Regions from separate parts of the Homo sapiens genome. Here region 2 is linked to region 1. Evidence: read pairs that join two places in POLR2A ChIA-PET (ENCODE). Cell type or tissue: MCF 10A. All regions are shown on one strand. Each heading gives the region's core, and the rest is flanking DNA. Links, peaks and the distances in the headings are about the cores only. Region 1 has its middle 13 kb from the start of POLR1D. Region 2 overlaps LNX2 (ligand of numb-protein X 2).

Evidence for each region. Peaks named below come from ENCODE experiments on the same cell type or tissue, not always from the same donor. Only the 100,000 strongest peaks of a DNase experiment are listed, where the experiment ranks them.
Region 2: POLR2A ChIA-PET joins it to region 1 with 5 read pairs; 8 of 35 experiments call an interaction of 5 or more read pairs at or near these places.

The regions. Positions count from the first base shown.
Region 1 is chr13:27,631,758-27,637,146 of GRCh38, forward strand. It overlaps a transcript of POLR1D not described here. Among named protein-coding and RNA genes, the nearest start is that of POLR1D, 13 kb to the left of the region's middle. In MCF 10A, for the core only: no CTCF peak of the experiment used is centred there; a DNase peak (open chromatin) is centred at 2,694.
Region 2 is chr13:27,570,620-27,576,008 of GRCh38, forward strand. All of the region lies in intron 2 of LNX2 (ligand of numb-protein X 2), which reads right to left. Among named protein-coding and RNA genes, the nearest start is that of LNX2, 47 kb to the right of the region's middle. In MCF 10A, for the core only: no CTCF peak of the experiment used is centred there; no DNase peak of the experiment used is centred there.

The DNA of each region.
Region 1 (5,389 bases), core at 289-5,288:
CTTTCATTAATGTTTCTTCAGAAAGTCAATGAATAATGTGCATGATTACATACCAGTGTCAGAGTATGAGTACCACAACAGGAAGAAGGACTGATGATTTATAATGACATTATTTTGTACACTTATCAGCTGACATTTGCAACTCAGAAAGCCACCACAGTAACAAGCTTCAAGAAGACAAAAAATTATTGAGTGGGACAAGGAACCATGCCTATCCTGTGGCTTCAGTGGGAGGAGGAGCTGAGGGGAGGCAGGAGTAAGCATCATAGAGAGCCTTGATAAAGGTGGTTATGCTTTATATTCTGTTTCATTTTTGTCTTCTCTGTGTCCTCAAGAGCCTCTAACACTACTATCTTCACCACCTTGATCCCATGCCTCATCTGTTGTCTTGTCTATTGGTTTAAAAAGGTAGAATATCTCCCACTTGAAGTTGATTGATGGATATTTTTACTTTGCAAGAGCAGTATGGGAGAGTGATATGAATTTTCCTTGGGATCTTATCCCCACAGAACTCTAGGAGGGAAAAAGTGGTAGGATTGTAGTTTTGAGTACCATGAAGTGGAATTGAAAGGATTTGATTCCAAGGTATGCTGTTTTTTCAATGCCGAATAGTACACTCATTTCCTAACCAGCTGTCTCGTAAATCTATGCCATTTACTACAAATAGCATTGCTTTGGAAAAATAACAGAATGCATGCATTTGTTTTTCCAGCAGCTATTTAAGGTCCATTTGTTTTCCAGGTACCAAGAAAGCAAAGACGAATCTCATTTCATGCCTACCTTCACAGAGTTTGCAATCCGACTAGACCAAAGAGCTGTGTAGTAAAGAACTGAAGGATAGGTGTCATTTCTTGTAACTCTTTTACCTCATTAAAATTGCAGCACCCCCCGCCCCCCAGCACTCCTACCTTGTATTTTTTCTATAGCACTTATCTTCTAACATATGAGATATATAATTTACCTTTTTATTATATTCATTATATATTGCCTTTCCCTCTACCCCTCAAACACACACACTGTAACATAAGCTCTGTGAGAGCAGAGATTTTTGTTTTAATGTTCACTGATGTATCCACAACCCCTGGAACAATGCCTGGCTCATAGCAGGTGTTCAAAAAATGTTTATCAAATGAATGAATAGCAGATTGACTCTGTATTGTTTTTACATTAAATACCCCAAGAGCTGAACTTGAATTTAAAAAGGGAAATAACTATTCTATAAGCTTCGAATTGAGAACCACAAATTTGTGGTTGTGTGTCTTCAACTCCATAGTTTGTCACATGTAGTTGGCAAGAGACTGGGCCTGTCCAGGAGGAGTCAGACCTAGAGGTTCATTTAGGCAAAGGGTGACCAGAGCAGGCAAAGATAGAGTGCCAGAGGAGTAGCCTATGCAGTAGGAACCAAGCAGATCTGATAGATATTGCCAGGTAGATGATTCCAGAGGGGTCACCTGAGCTAAGAAGAATTGGGCATGTTGTTTATACACACATAAGAAGGCAGGGCTTTGTATCTGCAAGGCCAAATTTGACTGCAACGCATCTCACATTAATGAGAACTGACCCCCGCCAAGGCCGACAATGTTGGTTTTGTGAGCACCTGTTCTACCCATATACCTACTGTGTGATTTTGGATTTGGGGAATTCCCAGACCGATAATATTTCAAAAAAATCTAATGGGGTGAAAGGATGTAGGATTGCTTAAGTTTTATTTTGCCCTTACTTTGTGAAATGGACTTTCCTTCACTTCCATGGAAAATTGCCAGAAATCCTAGTCTTTATTTAGGTGACCTGAAGCACTTGAAGGACAAAACAAAGACTTAAAGCATTCAATAATTTGATGTCTGTTGTGCCATTTTTATCATGTTTGCTCCACAATAAATTGAACAGACTCTTGCACTTTTCCCTTGGGTCCTCATGAGCATTTGTCTACAACTGTTAATAAGTTACATGGGATCTAAGAATAAATTTTCATTGGAATTCAGATTTCAAGTGAAGGATCACCCAACATTGCGATCCCTCATCTAACATTATTTCAGATCCTGAGTTGCTGCTTTGTTCTGCATACTTAAACATAAGTCCCGGAGCTTGGAATACTTAACAAGGGGTTTGTGTTGCTGTTGTTGTTTCCAAAAGTGATTAAAATTGGTAATATAAAATTAATATAAGCTTCATTTATCTCTTCATTCCCTGAAGATGAGGAGTAAGAGAGTACCATCATCATATTCTTGTCAAAGTAAATGAGTTGGATTTATATTCTTTATCAGACCTTGTAATTGAAGCCTTCTAGACTTGATTCTACAGTTTTATTTCTGCTTTTTGTTTATTGGTTTGTTTACATGGCAAAGACTGCAGTTTGTCCTTAAATGGATGGAAAATATTAGGGATTCCAGGGGCTTATGATTAGAAACTTATGATTAGTTTGTTTATATGGCAAAGATTGTACTTTGTCCTTAAATGGTTGGAAAACATAAAGGATTCTAGGGGTTTATGATTAGGAACTGTTGTGCTGAAAATGTCTGTCTTTAGAAGTGTTAGCTTACAGGTGTGTCACTGTCTGCTGCCCAGACTTGTAGCAAGCAAGCAGAGGATTCCCTTCCTATTTCCTTGTTCTAATAAGTTGGTCCCCATCGGAGAGCAATGAAAGATCAGAACAAGCCAGAACATGAGGAAGCCAACTAGACTTACTCCTGGCCAAAAGCAGACAGCCTAACAGACACGTAACTGTGACTGTAAAGTAAGAAGACTGATTTGCCTCACCAGGTAGGAAAACAAGTTTAATCCTCCTTCAAGGTAGATAGTGTCTTTTCCCCTTTATAGAAAAGGCAACTGAGACCTGGGGAAGTTAGGTAACCAGCCTAAGGTTATATGACTAGTAATTAGATAGGAACTGAAAGATGGCCTGACTCCATAGACTCTGCTTTTTTTTTTTTTTTTTTGGCACATGGTCTCACTCTGTCACCCAGGCTGGAGTGCAGTGGGGTGATCTTGACTCACTGCAGCCTTGACCTCCTGGGCTCAAGCAGTCCTCCCACCTCAGCCTCCCAAGTAGCTGGGACCATAGGTTCAAGCCACCAAGCCTGGCTAATTTTTGTATTTTTTGTAGAGATGGGGTTTTGCATGTTGCCCAGCCTGGTCTCGAACTCCTGAGCTCAACCTATCCACCTGCCTTGGCCTCTCAAAGTGCTGGGATTAGTCATGAGCCACTATGCCTGGCCAAACTTAGCTTTTAATGGGCGTGATGTTGTCGATGTTACCTGCCTTGGACTCATAAAGATAACAGCTTTGCCAGAGCATATCCTCCAAGGAGTTCAGTTTAAGAGACAAAATTGTTGGCCTAGCTGAAACATGCTGGCAATAGGGGCTGTTCTTTGTAAATCTTAAACATGAAAAGAATCAAATGAATGAGAGAGTAACTTGTTAAGAACCCAAATAAAGGTTTACTGACAATACTTGGTTTCTGAAAACACCATTTTTCATATTATTAAACGTTATTAGTATTATCTTTAAATATGTTCATTTTAACTTTTTCATCTATATTGTGCTAAAGCAGTACTTGATCATCCTCAAAATATAGAAACTTTTATTCACGGATTGAATGAAATAAGGGTATGTGTTATTTGACAGGACTCTGGATATGAAGTCAGAAAGCTCTGGGGTAGAGTCAGCTGTTCCCCTTACTGGTTGACCTCAGACAAGGCAGCCTCCCTAAGCCTTGGTTGCCTAAACAATAAAAGGGAAACAGGAACTTCAAGGGTTCATCTCAGACTTGGTGAGGTAATATATATTATTCAGTAAATTGCTGTGCACATGATATTTTAGTTAACATACATAACTATCAATAGTCTATCTATGATTACTATTAAAATTATAACTATAAAATGATTATTTTTTTAAAAATTCTTAATAGATTTGTTCAGTGCTCTATAGTTACAAAGTAACTATATATATATATATATATATATATATATACATACACACATATATATATATAAATTGTATTTAATCCCCCTAAGAATTCTGAAAGGATAGTAGAAATATCTTCATTTTAATCGCATAGCTTTGTGACCTTGAATATCACAGGATCACAGAGCTAGTAGGTGCGGAACTGGGACTCATTTTCTCACCACTATATTGTGGCTGCTTTCTTATTCTCTTAAGGTTACTTGATGGTGTCCTAGATTTAAAACTGTAAAGGAAGAACTGCATAATTTGTCTTCTAAAAGCACTGAGAGGTGTTTTAGGGACTATATAAAGATAGAACAGTTACTGAGTAAGTCTATTCAGTCTGGATTTTTCGGGTAAGAAATTCTGCTCTGAAGCTTGTGTATTGCAGATCACAATAATCATAGACACATCACATAGCATTGGGATAGTGTTAGTGTTGGTACTTAAAGTGTTGTCCTCTAAAGGTAATGATCCTGGGCTAAAATATTATAATTATAATCTGTCTCCTCATCGTTTCTCCCTAGGGTGACCATACATGCCATCTAGGCTTAAATATTGGTAATTTTGAGTTAAATTTTCAAAAACCAGATATTATTTAGTGTTAGGCAAGTTGTTAACTTCTCTAAACCATAATTTCCTCGGTTTTATATGACAAAGTTAAACCAGATGGCCTCTAACTCTAACATTTGAGAAACTTTTCCCTTACATTTTTTAATAATATAGATTGTATTTAATGGATCTTTACCCAAACATTTTGGTTCAGGTAATTAAAATGAAAGTTATAGTGAAAAGATCCTTGAAACTTTTCTAAAAACACTGGGCGTTCAGGAATTAATATAGTGTATGTCCCGATTTCTATCAAGCAAACGCTAAGAGAGAATTGTAAATTTAGGGGTCTAATATTTCAAATGAGATGTGAAAGTATGGTCCCAAGCATTTGTACTGAAAATGCAGCGCCCCTTTCTTGGTAAGCGTAAGAGTGTATTAGACTTTGGGAGGAAGCCAAATTATGCTGTTTGGATAATCAGCATGATCTATCTCTCAGAATTTTCCCCTGCGGTCTCAATTGGGTACCTATTCTATTTTTAACTTAGTTCTAAACTCTTTGTTAGCATTGCTCCATCCAATTAAGCTGCAGCTGCTGTTCCATCCCTAAGGATTGTTTATGTTTCAGTGGATGAGATGGTCCTAATATGTACGGCTACTTAAAGTATAGTTTTAATTCAGGGACAAGAAAAGATTGTGTTTAAGTTTGTGATATTTTTTAAAACAATGCATAGTTAAACATTGGCTCTAGAACATGCTTTCACATTTCCCTTCTTAGTTATATCATCACATATAATTTATAAGTCTCTGAATGATAAAGTGTGGTTTGCTGGGTTTTGGTTGTCTTGCAGCTGGTTTCTGATGCCAGAATCATCGATTGTATTACTCTCTGTGGTTT
Region 2 (5,389 bases), core at 112-5,111, 61 kb before region 1:
TCATGAAAAAAATTACTTTTGTCAAGTAAGCAGGTTTAATTCGAAATATATTTTTAAAATATTTTATTCAAAAAAAAGTTGAGGCTAAAACTAGACCATAAAAATAATATGACTGAAAAGACAGGTAAAGATTTAATTTACAAAATCACATCATACACAAATATCTACACAAGAATAGCTAGTGTTCAATGGAAAAAATGAACCAGGAACTGGAACTTAAGAAGAAATACAGACAGATTATGTACACCTGGGAATCAGTCTAGCTAACAACTCTACACCTTCACAAACGAAATATGTAAGGCCTATCTTATAGTTATTAAACACACAAAAATAACTTTTAAAAGGAAAAGCTAAAGTTGTTAGAGAGGTAAAGTAACAAGTATACTTACAGTCCCAGTGAGACAGCAAACTGCTAACAGGAACTAAAGAAAAATATTAAAAATGACATCATGTAAAAATACAGAAAAATTATTTCACTCAGCATTAGAAGAGGAAGGCCATAGATTGAACCTTTGGGAAAACCCATATTTAAATGAGATGGACCAGCCTGAGTAGATGAAATTGAACAACTAGACAGAAGGAGATTATGAGACAAAGAGTGCAAACTTAACTAGGGAGACAAGCAGTCAACAACAAAAAGTGACCAATAGTGCAAATGGCCACAGAAAGGGCAAATAAAATAAGGACCAAAAAGTGTTGGTAGACTTGGCAATTAGAAGGTAACCTCAGAAAGAACACTTTCACTGATGAGGGCAAAAGCCCAGATTATACTACAAACATTTCTTTTAACATAATATATGCATTCTAGAAAAACTGCAACAGGGCTTAAAGGAAAAAAAGAGTTGGGGTAGACACTCAAAACCGTGTATCGGGGAATGGGAAATGGCTGTTAATGGGTATTGGGTTTCTTTTAGGTATGCTGAAAATGTTCTAAAAATTGGATTGTGATGATGGTCACGTAATTCTGTGAATACACTAAATAGCACTGAATTGCACACTTTAAATAAAGTGAATTTATTTAAAGTGGGCAATTTACAATGAATTTATAAAATAGGTGAATTTGATGATATGTGAATCTCAATAAAACTATATTTTAAAAAAAGTATTAGGGAATGAGTAGATCAGAGCAGACTTGGGCAGATAAAAGCTCATGAATACAGACAGCTCAGAGCCATCATCCCTCAAGCTGCAAATACTTGGAACTGAAAGAGAAAGGAAAAACTCAACATTTGTGGAGTGCCTAATTTGTGCCAATTACTTACGTAACAACCTTTATATACATTATTTCATTAAATCCTCACAATTACTCTGTTATCCCCATTTAAAAATGGGAAACTTGAGACTTAACCAACTAAGCCAACATCACACAGATATTAAATTGCAGAGCCATAATCCAAACAAACTCAGATCTAATTTCAAAGGCTTCTAGCTTCTGTTCTTTCCAGTGTATCATACTAAATTCATTCCTATGGTATTCTTTTTCTAGGCCTTGGGAAAATATAAATTGAATTTCTTCTAAAAATTTGTACCTAGAAACACAATCACAGAACGTTGGGGCTAGAAGGGTATTAGCGATCATTAAAAAACAGAAATCACAAAAATAAAAACCTATCCATCTTTGGAAATGGAACATTTAAGAACACAAACTGAAATTGCACTGGGGGAGGTGACTTGGTTTATTCAGGCAGGTGACTCAGTGTAGCAGGAGACTAGTACAGAGGATATCAAAATTAAACAAAAACAATAGAACAGAACAGCATGTGACATCTAATTAGATTGAGGTAGGCACATGCTGAGACCATACAGTGGAGCTCTGAGATGGTGGGCTGCTGAGGCAGTGCAATCTGCCATGGGCTGAGGGCTGCACCTCCTGAGGGAGGGATCTGTACATGTAGGTGTGTTTTTTAATTTTCTTAAATAAAACCAAAATGCTCTTGCAGCAGCCAAGACCCAAATAGGGATTTTTCCTTTCCTGCTGAAGGTTGTTCTTCTATTCCCACTATTCTGGCTCTCCTCCTAAGGGAAAAATTATATATGGACTAATTTGATTTATGCTACAGTGACATCATTCCCTGATAACAACTGCATATGAGCTAGTTCACACTAGGAAACACATGGTGCAACAACACACTATATTATTGTCAGTAATATTAGTATTAATAGTGGGGGTGGTGGTAGTGCAGTAGAAACAAAATAAAACAATGCATACTAACCACTGCACAATGCCAGGTATTTAATGACACTGAAAGAATGTGAACACCTTAGAATCAAGAAAAATGATAAAAATAGCTAGGGAATAAACAAAAATTAATTCAAGTCATGTCAGTGAAAATGGTGAATTAAGAATATCTGAAAAGTCTCTCCTCCATAAAAGCAGTAAGAACACTGGAAGAAATTGTCAGAACCAGCCATTTCTGAAGTGTGGAAATTAGCCAAAGAATTATAGCAGTAGGGAGAACATTTGTTCAAGAAAAATGGCTGACTCTCAGTAAGAAGAGAGAGCTCTGTGGCATTTGAGTTTACCCTATTTCCATCCTCACCTCCCCAGAATATTGGAAAAGCAACAGCCCACATCACAGTGGAAATCAGGAGGCTGGCAGACACTGGAAGAGCAGACTGGAGAACCTTCAAAGCCCTATTCCCAGAGATCTGTTATTAACTGACCTGTCTATGGTTCCCCTCTTGTGTGCTTGTCTTTTTTCTTCTTTTTTTTCCCCCTATACTTGTTTCCTGTATGACTGTGTGCCTGTCTTTACTTGGCTTGACTCAGAGCTCACCCAGGGCAAACTTCCTTTTCACTGGGGGCATTTGTTAAGCATTGGTTAAAAAAAAAAAAAAAATCAGAGGTCATTGCTGAAGATTGTGGCTGCCTGAAGACAAATACAAGGCTAACCAGAATGTTTACAAGGAAGAGCCAGGGAATGACACGTCCACAGAGGTTCAGCTATGTTCAGGGCTGTGTGTGTAGGCTAAGGTGGAGCTGTCAGTGGCGTGAGTGTTGAGGGTGTGGCATGCCCCACCATGCACACAGAACCCCCATGGAAGACGGGGAGATTTTTTTAATCTCAGGCATTTAAAGAATTCTCTGTCCAATCATTAGCTGTCCAGTACACAAAATGAGCAGAGACTTTACAGAATTAGTTCATAAGAGTCACATAGCAAACAAACAAACAACAACAATAACAAGTCCTCAGGAAGGAGAAGAATCTAGTTTTCTGAGTTGCCACATTATATTATTTAAAATGTCCACTGTTCAATACAAAATTAAGAAACATGCAAAGAAACAAGTACAGCCCATTCACAGGAAAAAAAAAAAAAAAAGCAGCCAACAGAAACTGTCCCTAAGGAAGCCCAGGCATTAGCTTTATCAGACAATAACTTACATCAGCTATTTTAGATATGTTCAAAGAAGTAAAGGAAACCTATCTAAAGAACTAAAGAAAAATATGAGAATGATGTCTTATCAAAAAGAAAATATCAATAAAGAAACATTAAGTCATAATAAAGAACCAAACAGAAATTCTGGGGTTAAAAAGTTTAATGAAAAAGAATGCATGGCCGGGTGCTTTAATCCCAGCACTTTGGGACGCCAAGGCGGGTGGATCACTTGGGGTCAGGAGTTCAAGACCAGCCTGAACAATATGGTGAAACCCCGTCTCTACTAAAAATACAAAATTAGCCAGGTTTGGTGGCGCATGCCTGTAATCTCAGCTACTTGGGAGGCAGAAGTGGCAGTGAGCTGAAATTGCGCCATTGCACTCCAGCCTGGGGAACAAGAGCAAAACTCTGTCTCCAAAAAAACAAAACAGAAAAAGAATTCACTAGTTCAACAGCAGAATTGAATCAGAAGAAAGAACTGGCAAACTTGCAGATAGGTTTATTGAGATCATCCAGTCTGAGGAACAGGGAAGAAAAAAAAAAAAAGAACACAGCCTCATGGTCTTGTGGGACACCATTAAGAGAATAAACATATACATAATGAGAGTTCCAAAAGGAGAGAGAGTGAAAGGAGTAGAAAGAATATTTGAAGAAATAATGGCCAAAAATCTTCCCAAATTTGATGAAAAACATTTATCTACACATCCAAGAAGCTTAATAAACTCCAAGTAGGAAAACCACAAGATATACACACTTAAGACACCTCATAATAAAACTGGTGAAAGCCAAAGATAAGGAATCTTGAAAACAGTAAGAGAGGAACAGCTCATCACAAGGAAAGGATCCTCAATAGTATCTGCTGATTTCTCTTCAGAAACCATGGAGACTAGAAGGCAGTGGGATGACATACTCAAAGTTCTGAGGGAAGGAGAGACAGAGAAGGGGAGAAAACTCTCAACCAGGAAGTCTATATCCAGCCGACTTCAAAAATAAAAGAGAAATTGAGACATTCCTAGGTAAAAACAAAATGTTTGTTGGTAGCATGCTTAACCTGCAAGAAACACTAAAAGAAGTCCATCAGGCTGATGTGAAAGGACACTAAACAGTAACTCAAGTTCATGTGAAAAATGAAGAGCATCAGTACAGTACTGAATTATTTGGTTTGTAATTCTTTTACTCCTATCTGATTTAAAAGAAAAACATATAAAGCAATAATTCTGTGTTGATGGGCACATAATGTGTGAAGATACAACTTGTATAATAATAATAGCACACAGGAGGGGAGAGAGAATGAAAGTTTTTGTATACTACTTGTGATGGTTAATTTTATGTGTCAACTGAGTGGGCCATGGGGTATCCAGATTAAACATTGTTTCTGAGTGTGTCTGTGAGGCTGTTTCTAGCATGTGAATCAGTGGACTCCATAAAGTATAAAGTAGATTGCCCTCCCCAATGTGGTTGCATCATTCAATCCTTTGAGTGCCTGAAGAAAACAGAAGGTGGAGGAAGAAGAAATTCATTCCTTATTTTCCTGCCTTACTGCTTGAGTTGTGACATCTCATCTCCTGCCCTCAGACTGGGATCACTGGCTCTCCTAGTTCTCAGACCTTCTGACTGAGAAGGTCTGAATTATGCTACTGACTTCCCTGGGTTGCCAGCGTGCAGAGAGCAGAACGTGTAATTTTTCAGACTCCTTAATCATGTCAGCCAACTCCTCATATATTGGTTCTATTTCCTTACAGATCCCTGACTAATTCATTAGTGAAAATGAAGCTGGTATTCATTTAAAATAGACTGCTATAAACTAGGATGTTAATTGTAAGCCCCAGGGTAACCACTAAGAAAATAATTTTAATTAAGAGAAATGACACGGGAATTAAAATAGCATATTAAAAATATTTAACACAAATGGAAGAAATGGAGGAAAAAAGAAATAAGACATATAGAAACAAACAGCAAAATGGCAAATGTAAAGCCTACCTTATCAGTAATTACATTAAATTACATGAAT